3 separate regions of the Mus musculus genome follow, and regions 2 and 3 are each linked to region 1. The links are chromatin contacts, found by Hi-C or POLR2A ChIA-PET in ENCODE. All regions are on one chromosome and are shown on one strand. Each heading gives the region's core, a stretch centred on a gene start or an enhancer-like site at or near the end of the contact. The rest is flanking DNA. Distances are from core to core; before and after follow the strand shown.

Region 1 (3,433 bases), core at 677-3,176:
GAAACAACACTCTTTACAATAGCCACGAATGATATAAAATATCTTGGTGTAACTGTAACCAAGCAAGCTAAAGACCTTTATGGCAAGAACTTCAAGTCCCTGAAGAAAGAAATTGAAGAAGATAACAAAAGATGGAAAGATCTCCCATGCTCATGGATTGGTAGGATAGTGAAAATGGTCATCTTAGCAAAAGCAATCTACAGATTCAATGCAATCCCACCAAAATTCTAATACCATTTTTTAGGGATCTTGAAAGAGCATCTCAACATAAAATCGGATACACTAAGAAGTCTCATAGAAGAGAGTGAGAAATACCCTTGAACACATTGGTATAGGAGACAATTTCCTGGACAGAATGCTAATGGCTCAGATTCTAAGATCAAGAATGGATAAATGGGACCTCATGAAACTACAAAGCTTCTGTAAGGCAAAGGACATTGTTATTAGGACAAATTGGGAAAGGATCTTCACCAACCATACATCTGACAAAGGGCTAGTATCCAAAATTTGCAAAGAACTCAAGAAGGCAGACACCAGCAATCCAAATAACCCAATTAAAAAATGGCGTACAGAGCTAAACAGAGAATTCTCAGAGGAATCTCAAATGGCAGGGAAGCACTTCAAGAAATGTTCAAAGTCCTTAATCATCAGGGAAATGCAAATCAAAACAACTCTAAGGTTCCACCTTACATCCATCAGAATGTCTAAGATAAAAAAAAAAAACTCATGAGATAGCATATGCTGGTGAGGATGTGGAGCAAGGGGAGCAGTCTTTATTGCTGGTGGGAGTACAAACTTATACAATCACTTTGGAAATCAACTTGGCAGTTTCTCAGAAAACTCAAGACCCAGCCATACCACTTCTGGGCATGTACTCAAGAGATGTTCCATCATCCCACAAAGATGCTTGTTCATCAATGTTCATAACAGTTTTATTTGTAATAGCCAGAAACAGGAAACAACCTAGATATCCCTCACCTGAAGAATGGATAAAGGCATGGTACATCTACACAATGGAATACTATTCAACTATTAAAACCTAAGGCATCATGAACTTTGCAGGCAAATAGATGGAACTTGAGAATATCATCCTGAGTGAGATAACCCAGTCCCAAAAGGGCATGCATGGTGTGTACTCAGTGATAAGTGGATATTGTCCATAAAATACAGGTACCATGGTCCACTTCACAGAACCAAAGAAACTAAACAAGAAGGAAGACTCAATCAAGGAAGCTTGAATCTCACTTAGAAGAGGGAATAAAATAGTCATAAGAGGCTGATGGAGGGAGGGAACTGGGAGAGAGGGGAAATGGGGGATTCAGGATCAGGCATGGAGAAGAACAGGAGAGATAGCTATATGGCCATGAAAATGAATGGAAATCTGCAAAGTGGGGGGAAACCTGCATCTCCAGGACGAGACAAAGGCCTGGGATAAGGGAGGCTCCCAAGAATCAGTGGGGGGTGACCTTAGCTGTGACTCTCATTGGGGATGTGGAACCTGAAGAGGCCATCTCCTGTATCCAGAATGGAACTCCAATAGAGACACCAACCCACCCACAAAACTTTCAACTCAAAATTTATCCTGTCTACAAGAAATGCTGGCATAGGGGAGGGAGCAGAGACTGAGTGAATGGCCAACCAATAACCATTTCAACTTGAGACCCGTCCAGTGGGCAAGCACCAATCCCTAACACTATTAATGAAACTCTGCTATGCTTGCAGACAGAAGCATATTGTTCTCTGAGAGGCTCCCCCCAGTAGCTGATTCAGACAGATACAGACACAGCCAAACAGTGGATGGAGCTTGGGAACTCTTATGGAAGAATAGGAGGAAGGAGATAGAAACTCCACAGGAAGCAGTCGTAGATTTGCATACGGCCCCGCCCATCTCATGCAAATTCCCCTCCCCTTCCCCTTGGCGCCTGCGAGTGACGTCAGCGAGCGCCCGCGCCTGCGCGTTGTTCCCCTCCGCGGAGCTCAAGAGTAGTGTCTCCCAGCTCCCAGGGCTCCAACCTGCGCCGGGTTCAAACCGAAGATCATGAACCGCAGCCGCCAAGTGACCTGCGTGGCCTGGGTCCGCCGCGGCGTGGCCAAAGAGACTCCAGACAAGGTGAGGCCTGTGTATGGGGAGATGCCACGGCATGGCCGTGGGCTCGGCCCCGTCTGGGGCAGCACGCGCCCAGCAGGAGCCACGCGATGGGACCTGCCAGGTTGGCCGGGACTGTAGCCATGTGAGGTGTGGCTCCGGTGACCCGGGCGAGCAGAGACCGCGCGCCCCTTCCCTGCCCGGAGCGGGAACCCCGATCCCATCCCTGAGATGCACGAACACGTGGACTTTTTGTGCACTGGGAAGGGGCGGGGGTGTTTGCTTGTTACGAGTTTCTTACGGTGATCCGGATAAAACGTTATGGGGCAGAGAGAACAAGGTGTCAGTGTAACACAGTATGAAGGAAGTTGTACAAAAGCTGGAGACCGTGGCAAAGGAAGCCGGTTACTCAGGCGGTTTTGTTCATTACACAGTGTTTTCTGCAAGCCAAGCGGAGCCTGGAGTTCCGGGATATGTTGGAGCGATATAGGGCAAAGCCCTGTTCTTGACTTTCGGGATGTCAGGGGTTGTAAGTGTCCTAAAAGAAGTGAAGGGGTTGCTATGGGTGTAATTGTCTGAGTAGTGACAACTCGATATGTGATAGACGTGGGAGTGGCCTCGACATGAATTTACATGCGGTGAGGGATGGAAATACTCCTTATAGGTGTAAATTCTACCAGAGTGCAGGTAGTGTTTAGTCACTGTTTTCTCTGGTGTTTTGCCAACAGCAAGCAAGCAGTGTATATTTATAGGATAGGGACAACACTTGCCTTATTAAAAATTCTCCAAAAGAAAATTGTTTTCATTTTAAAAGGGCCATACACAGCTTTCGAAGTATTAAGAGAGTCTTAAAAATCCCTAGTTGTCATGCCCCAACCCCAAGCAATACAAATACCTTTGTGTGTGTGTATGTGTATGTATGTATGCCCATGTTCATGTGTTTGTGTATGTGTGCGCTGTCTGATTGAACCCAGCGTTAGTCAATCGAGATAGAGTGGCTGGCCAAGGCACCAGAAATTCTCGTCTCTGTAGTCCCTAGTGCTGGGATTACAGGTGTCCCCTACACTACACCCAGCTTTTGAGTGGCTTCTGGGATGGAACTTAGATCCACATGCTTGCTCAACAAAAGCTTTACCGACTGACCTCCGGCCTTCCCCGGAGTTTTTCAGTCTTTAATTTCTGGATCTTTCTCAGGCAGAATTGAATGTCATTCTCAGGGAGATTCTTGTTATCTCAACGTTTTTTGTTGTTGTTTTGGAGACCAGGTCTCACTCTGTAGCCCGCTGTGGCCTCAGACTTATGGCAATCCTCCCGTGTCAGCCTCCTAAATACTAGAGTTATAGGTGT
Region 2 (3,433 bases), core at 612-3,111, 42 kb before region 1:
CCCTCATGGAAAGCAGTTCCAGAAATGTTGCACCCACATAGGATATAGCCCTGCCTATCATATAACTGCATTGGAAGAAATCCTGGATATCATGTACCAATATGGGAAGACTTCCGGCATAGAAGTTACCTGTACCTTCACAGGGCAGTATCCTGACTTTGATGTTACCACATGGGAGCAGTCCTGCATATCATGGAGTCACATGGGTAGGTGTACTGGTTACCACACACATACAGTGGAAATATTTACTTATACAATGCACTTGCATAGAAAGATATTTGTTCTATCCTCATGTAAAGTTTAATGCATGAGAAGTACTTGCAGTTTGAACCCACAATCAAAGCATGATCTTTAAAAACACTCTCACATTAAGTACGGTGATTGGAGGTCTCTTTTCCTGTAAAACTATGACCCAAAGGTACTGTGCCTGGGTGTGGCTCTGTGTAAAGTTTCAAAGAACCGCAGGAACCAGGAGAATAAAGCTTTGAGCTGCTCTCTCTAGAGCAGTGGTTCTCAACCTGAAAGATCCTGACAGAATATAAAAGGTCACAGAAGCCCTGAAATTGGCAAGATAGATGTCACTGTTAGCAGAACTAGCTTCACTGATTTAGAAAAATAGAGGTACACAATGTCTGGCCACTCCTTGAACCTGTGTGTCTGCCAATGTTTTGACCATTCCTTGAACCCATGTGTGTGCCCACTGAAAAAGCCCATTGCCAGGTGTTTGTGATATTGGTTGCTGAGAAAGAGTCAGAAAATCTCCCCAGCAACCACAGCCCGGCCAATCCAGAGTTGCTACACCTGCACCAGACTCTTTCCTTGTACCCCTCCCATACCCATTTCTTGAGAATAGACGTTGTTTAGATCTGGAAATCCCCTACTTCCCCCCCCCCTTCTCCTTTCTCCCCTGAGAGCCTATAAAAACTGGGACCTCTTTCCCCTCGAGGTCAACTCCTCTACCCCTGCGTGGGATATGAGTCGTCCTCAGAGCTCTGGCTTTCCCCGAATAAAGCCTCATGTGGTTTGCATCAAGCTTGGTCTATCGTGAGTTCTTGGGTTTCCCCTATTGTCCTGAGGCCTGAGCAAGGGGCTCCTCTCAGGGTCTTTCAAACCTTCCTAATGCTTCCACCCTGCAACACCCTCAGGATTTTTTATTTAATACCCTCAGGCTGTGGTGAGCTTCAACAATACAATTTTGTTGCTATTTTATAACTGTGATTTTTCCTTTTGCTGTGACTTGTAAATATCGGCTAGACAGGAAATCTGGTAGATGACCCCCAGGAAGCAGTTAAGAAGGGGTGCTGTAGTGTGATCTTCCCTTTGCCCTTGCAAGTTCTGAGCTGCGAAACCCCGCCTCTTCCTACCCACGTGGGGCACGTGCCATTTCCTTTGTGCGAAAGATCAAAGGATGCTGTAAACACCACAGTGGCCAGGAATGGCAAAAGCAGGATTGGGACAGTGACCAACTAGGATCCCAAGCTGACTAAGGGGTGGAAACGGTCAAACAAAACAGCCCCCCAAAATTCCAGTGCCCCACTTCCTTCAGAAACAAAGCGCGCGCATTGCCCCGCTTTCCTCTCCGTCGCTGCGTCGGACCGTGTACTTTGGTTCCTGCCCGCTGGAGGTCGGTCCTGGTTCTGGAGCGACCCTGTGACCTGTCTCCCTGCGCGCGTGCACTCCGCGGTACAGTCTCATGCGCGCTTAGTCATGGGAAGGAGCGAGGGGCTCCACCGTCTCCCTGAGTGGCTGAGGGAGCGAGGAACCGCCGAGCCCTCCTTCCCCTGCTCGGCAGGCCCTGGCTGCAGCGAGCAGGTGCCCCGCTCGCTGGTCGCGGGGGGAGGAAGTTGCGGGGGGGGCACCCGAGGCGGTGTCGCGACTCAGCCACCCAGGGTCAACGGTCAGGCCATCTGAAGGCTACCCAGCCCTCTAACGCTGTGCCCTTTCCGTCCCTGCCAGCTCTCCACCATGCCCGGGGGCGTACCCTGGTCCGCCTACTTGAAAATGCTCTTCTCCAGCCTCCTGGCCATGTGAGCCTGGGCCCTGGCCGTGCATTGGTACTATCGGCCTGACCTGGTGAGTGCTGTAGGGCGCGTGCCCATCCTCGGGGTGAGACCCTCGCGTTCAGTCCACTTTGCTCAGTCCCTCTTGACTTTTAGATTGTCCCCAGTGTTTGGATAACTTGTGCTCACTCACTCTTAACACTCAAGACTCTGTCTAATAGTTGTGAGTTAGCCTGGTCTACAGAGCGAGTTCCAGGGATACACAGAGAAACCGTGCCGCGGGAGTGAGGGAGAAAAATACACACACACACACACACACACACACACACACACACACACACACAGCGTCAAGAAACTTAGTGGAACAGAAAGTGTCACGAACTTTCCATGGAAATGCAGTTTTGTGTCTCATTTCTGTAGGAGTAGTTGCCAGCTGCACTTTATCCAGGAAATAATGCCTAGAATTTGATCCTGTGAGGTTGACTTGATTCATCTCATTACTATTGAAGATGTGCAAGGGTTGTTAGCAGCAGCTACCTGTAAGTGGGGAGAAAGCAACACAAAACCACTGTCTCTAAAATAAGTGGTACTAAGGGTCCTAGGCCTCCATCTGGCTAGTAGAGAATCTTTACTGATAGACTTAGAGGCCAAGGTGGCTGGCTGCTATAGGATGCTGAATGCTTTCCTATTATTTAAGGGATTTATGTCCATTACCTACCTTGTCTTTTGCAATTATTCCAGCCACCACTGTTATGACTGAAAGGTTTGTGGAGAGAGCAATAGAGAGGAGACCGTGGTGGCTGCCCAAAGTTGGCACTCAGTGCTGCCTTAGGGAGAACAGCTAAGATGCTTTGTTTTAGGTGTCCAGCATAACTCACTCATTAGGACAGCAAAAGAGACAACTGTATTCTCATAGTTCTTTAGGCTGAACCCCAGGTCTCATCCTAATTCATCTCTTATTGTGTGCCTCAGCAAATGCCACTGGGTAGATATGGACAATACACCCACATCCGCTCACTTTGATCCCCACACTTGTGCCTACCCTAGCCAAGTCACTGTCAGTTTCTCTCTTCAGTTAAGACAGTAGCTTCCTGCCCATCTTCTGCCCTCCACTCCTGCTTTCCCTGAAACGTTTCAACAGAACTTCCATCGCTCTTTTTTATCCTGGAGTCAGGCCATGTAGTTCTCCTCAAAACTCACCAGTATCTTCCTGCTTCCAAAGCAAAAGCCACTGACTCTTTATGTCCCTCCCACTGTCCACCAACTGCTTTCTAACCTGCTGAACACTGTGTCAGTTGTACCGATGACTTCCTTGAACTGAAGATACAGTTTGATCCTCTGCCCTTGTGATCCTATTAGCCTGAAACAAGACTGTTTCCTCTTCCTCCTCCTCCCTCTCCTCCTCCTCCTCCCTCTCCTCCTCCCCCCACCTC
Region 3 (3,433 bases), core at 590-3,089, 45 kb after region 1:
TAAAGTTTTTCACAGACCTATTTCTAGAATTACACTCCATCTATATGGTAATCATAAAACTAGCTTTTGGACATCAACTACATCCAAAAAAATGTTCAAGCCACGCCCACTCATCACCCAGAGAGACAGCTAGAACCACATGGAAAATGAGGTACACTATCTGAAGGACCAAAGATCAACAAAAGGATGTTACTTCTCACGAAGAATGGAAACTCTGTGTAACCTAAAGAAGCCACTGCTACTTTAGCAAAGTCTCTAGGCCCCAGCTAGTTTAAAACAGACTTCTCTAAATTCTCCCACCTGCAACCATACCTAAAATACAACCATCACTGGAACCACAAGGCCTAAATACAACATACAGATTACAGTAACTTATTAGAGCAGAGTTAAGTGTGTGGCTTCACCTCCTATTCTTAAAGCTCCTGAACGTCTATACAATGTCATCATCAATAATAACTCGTGTGAAATTCTGGACCTTCTCACACCCGTTCAAACAAGACTTTAGTAACAGAGGCTCAGCAGATTTCTGTTTGATGTGAGTCCCCAAAACGTGATGGCCTCAACAGCCATAAACCAAAGGTCACAAGTACTCAAAGACAGAAGACACCAGGAAGGAATGCTGCACACAGTGACTCCCAAGGGACCTTCCCCTTCAACAAGGCACAGCCATTCTACCAACCTCATATCACCGTCCTAAGAAGGCCTAAAGGATACTGAGTTCTTTCTGTCTTGTCACTGTGTCTTCTGCCAATTATTCTTAGCTGTTTTTATGTTTCTAACTGACCGAAGTTGATCAATTGTTGGTTGCAAACCTCGCGCTGTTTTCTGGAAATGACATTTAAGAAACTAACAGGAATACAGCCACTTTACAAAATGCATCAACCAGCTCCAATAATTTCAGTCAATACGTTTTCTCTTCCCCGCTATATTGACAGCCTTTTAAAAGCTTTTGGGGGCGGGGGGGGGGGGAACCCAGCTAAATACTGCTCCGTCTTTACTACTCCGCTAACACAGTACCTTCTAGTTCAGGAGACTTGCACAATTTAAAAACTTCACCTCCGCACTCCACCATCCCTGGCTACAGTAACCCGCAAACCCCCAAAGGTGAAGAACTATGATACTACAGTAACATTCCAAATTAAAATAGCGAAAGCTAAAATACGACAGGAAAGAGGTGCCAAGCAGCTAACAATGTACGGCTACTCAGAACAATCACCCCAGGAACCAACTAGTACTCTGGATATTTCTATTGGGTTCAGGTGCTCAAATCCATTTACGCGTCACACGTGTGGCCCGAAGGCACCCAAACAAAGACTGAGTCTCCGGCGGCGTCCGCCCCGCTCCCTCGGCCCTGCCTTGGGGACCTGCCCTGCTCACCTGCACGTCCAGGGCAGGGGGCCGGCGGCTGCTAGGTGCGCGATGGGGCCGGTGTCACGTGCTACCACATCCCGCCGGTGGCCGCGCCTCCCCGCACTGCCCGACGTCTCCGAGGGCCGGCGGCTGCGCTCCGCGGCGAGGGCCCGGCATGCTGGGCGGCGCCCGGGGCTGTTTTCCCAGAAGCGCTGGCAGCCGGACTGGCCGACCTGGAAGAAGAGAAGAGCGATCAGCCGTGGCCTTTCCCTGCCCCGGGCCGCTCGAGCCCGCCCCGCCGCGTCGCCCACCTGAGGCCCGCGCTGGGGAGCACTGGCCCGGCCGCCTGGCTCGTCATCGGGCCGAACGTCGGCCCGGACGCTCCTGCCTCCCGGGACCCCGCGCCCGGTTTACAGCTCTCCTAACATTTCCCGCCCGGCCCCGCCCGGTCAGGCCCGCCGCCTTCACGGGGCCGCACCCTCGGGGGCGCCTTTCCGGCTTCTCAGCCACTCCGGGCCCGTTTCCGGCTTCCCAGCCACTCTGCGTCCGTGCTACCTGCCTACGGCCTGCGCTCCGACCCGCTCTTCCGGGGATACGCACCGCCCCCTCTCTGCGTGTGGAGAACCGCAGAGCCCCGGGAGTGGGCGGGCTTAGAGACGCTCCACCCAGAGTGTTGCAGCTCAGCTGGGTGCCGATCCAATCGAGGGCCGAATAATCGCTCCGCCGTTGCTAGGAGACCAGAACTGATACACGTGCTAGGGGTGCGTTCTGAACTCCAACGTTCTCCAGACTCTGCTTTTCTGTCCAGATGGCATGGCCTCAAGTAGGGAAGCATGAATCCACATAACACAACGTTTTTAAATATAGGATTGGGCCAGACGGCGGTGTGGCCCAGGAGTAATCGGGTTTCGATTCTGAAACTCTTTTACCCTGTGTGAAGTTTCCCTGCTCCCACATCATAAAAGATGATGTTGGGATTTGTGCAGGTGTTTTTCTTCTCTCTTTGCCTTCCCGTCCCTTCTGCACGGACAGGCACAGTGCTTACTTAGAATAATCATTGGAACCACAACATCTGCTCGGTAGCCAACTTTTGACATAATGTTTATTCATATGAGTGGGTGGGTGGATGTGAAAGCAAATGTGCATGTGTAAAAGAAGTTAGAGAACAACTTACACTCTCTTTCCCACATGTGGGTACCAGGGACTAAAGAGCCTTACCCTCTTTGCCACCTTGTCAGTCTATTTATGGCAATATCCCATACCCCACAATTCACTAATCATACCTAAGTATTTACCCAATACAGAAACATATACATGTGTGTATGTATGTATGTATGTACAAAGACATATGTACTAAGTTCCTTGCAACTTTGTTAATGATCTGTCATCAACCAATAAAGAGTTGCACTGAATCACCGTTGTGGAGCCCTAGGCAGCAATAAAAAGTAACAAGCTATTTGCATGTAGGTAGACCTCTAGAAGCTTTCTACACTGAGCAAAAAAACATCAGAAACAAAAGACTAGAAGTCTGTATAAAATTCTAGAAAAGGCCAAGACTTTACTAACAGCTCTGATGGATGTTGGAAGTTAGTGATAGGTGAAGAGATGAAATTGCCTATATAGAAAGACAGACATGAGGGACCATTTTGGATAATGGTTACATGCCTGTATATGTTTATAAAGATTGATCAAATAGTAAAGATTGGTGAGTTTTGTCATGTGTAAAAATGCATTTAAAAAGTAAGAGGTGGGGCATAGTGGTGCACACGAGTACTACCAATACTTGAGGATACTAAGGCAGGAAGGTCAGAAATTCAAGGTCATTCTGGTTTACATAGTAAGTTCTAGACAGACCTGGCATCTTTATAAAGACAATATTTAATTAGGGCTGGCTTATCCGTTCAGAGGTTCAGTCCATTATTATCAAGGTGGGAACATGGCAGCATCCAGGCAGGCATGGTGCAGGAGGAGCTGAGAGTTCTACATCTTCAACTGAAGGCTGCTAGGAGAATACTGGCGTCCAAGCAGGTAGAATAAGGGTCTTAAAGCCACACCCACAGTGACACACCTACTCCCAACAAAG

The links. Hi-C counts contacts between places; a loop is a spot of excess contacts on that map. ChIA-PET counts read pairs that join two places held with the same protein, here RNA polymerase II (POLR2A).
Region 2: a loop to region 1 is called in a map of T-helper 1 cell, with 2.4 times the contacts of the local background. The contact joins the enhancer-like site here to the promoter of Pwp1 in region 1. A Hi-C loop is called at or near these places in 2 of 37 maps with a recorded cell type or tissue (T-helper 1 cell and T-helper 17 cell).
Region 3: a map of heart shows a loop between it and region 1 (4-fold over the local background). The contact joins the promoter of Prdm4 here to the promoter of Pwp1 in region 1. A Hi-C loop is called at or near these places in 8 of 37 maps with a recorded cell type or tissue (T-helper 1 cell, T-helper 2 cell, gastrocnemius and 2 more). POLR2A ChIA-PET finds 5 or more read pairs at or near these places in 3 of 5 experiments (Patski and embryonic stem cell).

The regions. Positions count from the first base shown.
Region 1 is chr10:85,869,905-85,873,337 of GRCm38, forward strand. Pwp1 (PWP1 homolog, endonuclein) reads left to right here and starts at 1,927. Exons shown (of 15, transcript NM_133993.3): 1 at 1,927-2,110. The coding sequence starts at 2,039.
Region 2 is chr10:85,827,777-85,831,209 of GRCm38, forward strand. It overlaps the pseudogene Gm19624. Among named protein-coding and RNA genes, the nearest start is that of Gm6721, 22 kb to the left of the region's middle. Within about 2 kb of position 1,862, at least 2 of the 3 ENCODE cell types and tissues checked have a DNase peak (open chromatin) inside an H3K27ac peak, as active enhancers do.
Region 3 is chr10:85,915,147-85,918,579 of GRCm38, forward strand. It overlaps Prdm4 (PR domain containing 4), which reads right to left and starts at 1,840. Exons shown (of 12, transcript NM_001302886.1): 1 at 1,662-1,840; 2 at 1,378-1,583.